Linked DNA regions of Homo sapiens: region 2 is linked to region 1. A link is a loop called in an ENCODE intact Hi-C map of the cell type or tissue named here. Cell type or tissue: heart right ventricle. All regions are shown on one strand.

Region 1 (2,500 bases):
GTAGCATGGGCACATGTGTACACCACTTGGCAGGTTCACTCCATCCTGAAAGTAGGGAAAAGGGCCTCCAGCCATCCTGGCTAGCTTGGAGGCAGTCTGCTCAGATCCCCTCATTATGTGGTTCTGTCTGCACTCATCAAGCAGCCTTCTCATAATAACTTGGCTTCCCATGCAGATTTTCCTACCAGCAGGGAACAAGCTGACCTGTGAGCAGGAGTATTCTGGTCCCACTGGCAGTTATTCTGCATGGAAATTAATAAATCAGCATTCTCTTGGGAATTTGATTTGCATGTCCATTCTCCAGAGTCTAAAAAAAAAAACTTACTGCACTAACAGAAAAAGTTATGTTAGTGTGTTAGTTAAGGCCTTTTGGGTCAATGAAACCCACTCCATCTAGCATTAAAAAAATGTAAAAATGTATTATAAGATGGTAGCTGTATGCCACAGAACTCAAGGGAAGAAAGGGCTGTTGGGACTGAAAACCAGAAACCAAAAAGCCATCAGGATTGAAACCTCTGCCTTCACTCTTGGTCTGTTCTAGGAGAAACTGTTTCTCTACCCCAAATGTATGGGTTTTCCACACCAAGCAATATTCCAGTTCTATATGGACACCAACTGGGTGCCCTAAAATTGAATTCAATTCTGACAGTAACTACCCAGAGTTATTGCAGACCCCACAGATTAGAGGCTCAGTCCCACAAGACTGCCCCTCATTTCAGACACCAATTGCAAGCAGTTGGTCCCCAGGTTATTTACACTTTGTTCAGACTTGGCCACAACCCCCTCCTCAGGTTTAATAACTTGCTATAATGGTTCACAGAACGCAGGGGAGAACTTTACTTATGCTTCCTGGCTTATTATGAAAGACACAAGTGAACAGCCAAGTGAAGAGGTACAGAGTAGGGGCCATCAGGGTCCAGAGTGAAGGAGCTTCTGCACCGCCGGGGTTGGGGTGTGCCTCCCTCCTGGCGCGTAGATGTGTTTACCAATCAGGAAGCTCTTCAACCCCATCACTGAGGGTCATTATGGAGGTTCCATTTCGTAGTCATGATTGATTAAATCATTGGCCACTGGTGATGAACTCAATCTCCAGCCCTTCTCCTCTTCCCACAGGTCAGCAGGTGGAGCTGGAAGTTCCAATCTTCTAATCATGTGGCTGGTTCCTCTGGTAACCAGTCTGCACCCTCCAAGAATCACCCCATTCACATAAACTCAAGTATGATTGCAAGAGGCGTATTATAAATGACAATAGAGGTTTCTCTCACACCTATCGTTCAGGAAATTCCAAGGATTTTAGAAGTTCCGCGCCAGGAACCGGGGACAAAAGCCAAATATTATAACAAAAGATACTCCTCTGACTCCCTACGCTCAAGAAGTTACAAGTGTTTTAGAAGCCCTGTGCCAGGAACCAGAGACAAAGACCAAATATATATTTTCTAATTATATTACAGCATTACCGTCTGCATCTCACACTCCTGCTGATGCTCTCCCCTCCCACTCTCAGGCTGCACGTACACTCCTTTCTGTTTCTGTCTTTACACCTCTCTCCCTCTCTCTCTTTCTCTCTCCAGATCAACTTTCTCTGCTTCTCAGGTATGCAGCTTCAGAAAGCTGCTTCTCACCCGCCTCAGTCCCTGCACCCAAGATGAACATCTATGAATTCAAACTCTACAGTCTCACAAAGAAAATCTGATTGGCCCAATTTGGGTCAAGTGTCCAGCCCTGATCAAATTATATGCAGCCGGTGGGGGAAGCTGGGCGTAGGAGGACAGAGTAGGCCCAGCTTCATGAAGTTGAAAACAATTTCCAGAAGAAGAAGGAAGACTGTAGATAGAGTAAGCATCCCCAAAACCATCACAGGTCCACAAACTCTGAGAGTCAGAGGTGTTTCTGAATTCAGAAATTTTTTGGACTTTAGAATATGGTCTTGTGCCTCATATAACATCACACACCAGTGGAGTCTAGGGCAGTTTCCCATAATCATATACACCAATCTTTTTGCAATGAAAACATGAATAGTTGTGCAAAATAGGAAATAAGCATTATGAATATTTTCACATGAGTTCAAATCAGGTTTTGCCTCAAAAGGAGTTATAAAAATACTTTTGGCTTTTATTGTTTCTGGATTTCAGGTTGCAGTTGAAGGATTTAGGCTGAGGACCAGACTGCAATGCTATCATGGTGCTTCTTCAAGAGGTTCCCCAGGTCTTTGCTCCTCTAAGTGTGGTCTCTGGATCAGCAGCATCAATGTCACCTGGGGGCTTGTTAGAACTACTGAATCTCAGGACCCATCCCAGATATGCTGAATCAGAATCTGCATTTTTAAAAATGCCCAGGCACTTCACGTGCTTATTAAACTTTGCAAAACACTGCTCTAAGTGGCAGTCAACATTCCTAAGTCCCCGGTCTTTGTATTTGTACAGATGAACTGCAACACACATGTGTACAATCATCCCTTCTTATGAGTTTTTTGAAAATAGCTCCAACCATCATTTTTACA
Region 2 (2,500 bases), 130 kb after region 1:
CTTGGCGTGGCCAGTGTCCACTCTGCTTTCTGTCCACCTCTTTCTTCTGAAGGCCCAGGTCCTTTAAAATTTGTGCCGTCGGACCTCACCACCTCCCCGGTGTGCTCACCTGCCCACTCTTCACAAGAGCTGTTTCACATCGTCTCCTCCCTGAGCCTCCTCTCACTCATTCCTCCTGCCCCTGGTAATATCCGCTTCTCCACACCCCACCCCTACCTGCTGAAATTGCTTTGTCAGGCTTTTAAGCCTCAAGGAAAGAAAAGTTGAGGGTGTTCTCCCAGAAAGGGCACATTTGTAATGCTATACAACCTCCCGGGCTCAAAGTGTAGTCTTTGGATTCGTTTCACCTGAAAGCCGGTTAGAACTGCAGAATGTCTGGTCTCACTCCTGACCCACTGAATCAGAATCTGTAGGTGATTAGCCCATTAAAATCTGATGAGCCCTGATATCCACCCTAATCCGCCCAGGCCCCATTGCTGACCACCAAGGACTGTACTGCCTTCCCAGCCACGGTGACTCTGGGCCTCAGCTTCTACCTCATTGAGAAGCAACTCCATCCCCTAAATCTTCCTACCATCTAAGCTACTGACTTGCTAATAATTGCACTGACACATGATTTCCTTTTTTGTGGATGAAGGGACTCAGCTCTTTGCAAAGGCCAACCCTTTCCTCATGCTCCAACCCCATTGCCTAGAGTCAAATAACTATAAGGCATTTGTCATCCCTGCCACAGGGACAAGGACCTACCAGCCACACCACAGCTGTCAAGGGGAGCACACCGTCAGCTCATGTGACTACTGAGAACTTCCGAGCTGCCTTGAATAGGGGTTTAGAACAAGATCAGCTGTTTGCAATGTGAGATTCCAGAAGGGAGGGTCCCGAGGCTTCCTGGAGGATCAAAAGGGTGGGAACCCGAGTTCTGAAATTTCTATAAACCATGAAAAAGAAGGAGGTGCATGGTTCCCATGCCAGAGTTCAGCTAGAACCAACAAGAAGGTTGCAGGCTGTGGAAGCAAGGTTTTAAATCCATGAAACTAGCCCCAGCGTTTGCCCCTCACAGTTGCTTCTGGCCAAGGAATATATTGATGCTCCCTTCTCCCACCTCCTTGGCCTAATTGCTTTAGCTGCCACTCCAAGCTGGAAGCAGCAGGAAGTGAGATAAGTAAGGAGCGTGTCTGCACCTAGGCACAGGCACACACACGCAGACCAGGACAATCCGCAGCGGGCTAAGGCAGGAATTGAAGTCGCCACTTCTTTTCAGTTAAGGAAATCGGAGCAGCAGCTCCCATGGGAGATCAAAACAGTATTGTTTCAAAGAACAAAGCAGTTCAGAAGAGAACAAAGGTTTTGGCATTGATCCCCCTCTGGAGAAGATAATATCACAGACATTCCACCCTGTCTGGGACTAAAGACAAACCTACATGTTCATTTATTGAGATTATGCTCAAGAGTAGTGATCTTTGAGTAGTTTGACGGACATTCAATGCCTTCACAATTGTCAATATGAGAAGAAAAGCTGGTGGGCATAAGGACAGTTTGTAAGAAACAGCAGCCTGACCATTTCCAGCCACGTGGAGAGTCTGGCAGTGCATCTGCTGTGGCTGCGTTTGTGAAGGGGACCTGGACTTATGCCACATGCTACCACTGAGTTCAAGTGGAAACCTGACTCCCACAAAATGCATTTGCTAAAACACATTCTAGAAGAGCAGGATGGAGCTGCAGAGGCCTCAGAGCAGAGTCCAATCCTTGCCACAACCTCCATGTTTAGTTAATTCAGTTTTAAATTTATATTCAAAATATAAATTAGCATCTACTTCTTGCCAGGCTTTATGATTGGCCCCTGGAAATAGATGGAAACACTATAAGCTCTGTCCTCAAGTTCATGGTCTGGTGGGGATAAATAGATCATTTCAATCAACACTAAGGGGTCACGCAGGGCAGAGGCAAGGAGCCTGACACCTCACTTTCTACGGTAAAGCACAATGATAGCAATGTTCAAATTATGACCTACATCCTCAGAAGGGGCTAAACTCCCAGACAGGTTTAAACACTTTGCTCGAACATAGCATATATGGGAAAGGAGAGGGGTGCAACTGGGAAAGGGCACACAAGAGGCACACAGGAAAGGGCTCTAGAAGGGATATAGAGGTATTAGTTTGTATTTATCACATCATATACTCTTCTATATGCATGATAAAAAGAATGAATAAAACTGAGTCTTTCATAATACTGAAACTTCTGATTGAACTGTAGCTTCCTTTCGGCAATCCCCCCAGATGTCCAGTTATAGGATACAATTATCTTTCCTTTTTTTTTTTTTTTTTGAGACAGAATCTCACTCTGTTGCCCAGGGTAGAGAACAGTGGTGCAATCTCGGCTCATTGCAACCTGTCCCCTGGGTTCAAGTGATTCTCATGCCTCAGCCTCCCGAGTAGCTGGGATTACAGGGGTGTGCCACCACGCCCTGCTAATTTTTGTATTTTTAGTAGAGATGGAGTTT

Evidence for each region. Hi-C counts contacts between places; a loop is a spot of excess contacts. Peaks named below come from ENCODE experiments on the same cell type or tissue, not always from the same donor. Only the 100,000 strongest peaks of a DNase experiment are listed, where the experiment ranks them.
Region 2: it touches region 1 in a loop (3-fold over the local background); 30 of 110 quality-filtered maps call a loop at or near these places.

The regions. Positions count from the first base shown.
Region 1 is chr11:10,910,880-10,913,379 of GRCh38, reverse strand. The region is part of intron 2 of LOC107984309 (a long non-coding RNA gene); the gene reads left to right. Among named protein-coding and RNA genes, the nearest start is that of ZBED5-AS1, 54 kb to the right of the region's middle. RefSeq lists a silencer at 1,084-1,378. In heart right ventricle, a CTCF peak has its summit at 1,101 (motif pointing right); no DNase peak of the experiment used is centred here; H3K27ac peaks cover 1,834 bases.
Region 2 is chr11:10,783,567-10,786,066 of GRCh38, reverse strand. No RefSeq gene overlaps it. Among named protein-coding and RNA genes, the nearest start is that of SNORD97, 17 kb to the left of the region's middle. In heart right ventricle, no CTCF peak of the experiment used is centred here; a DNase peak (open chromatin) is centred at 1,196; H3K27ac peaks cover 1,600 bases.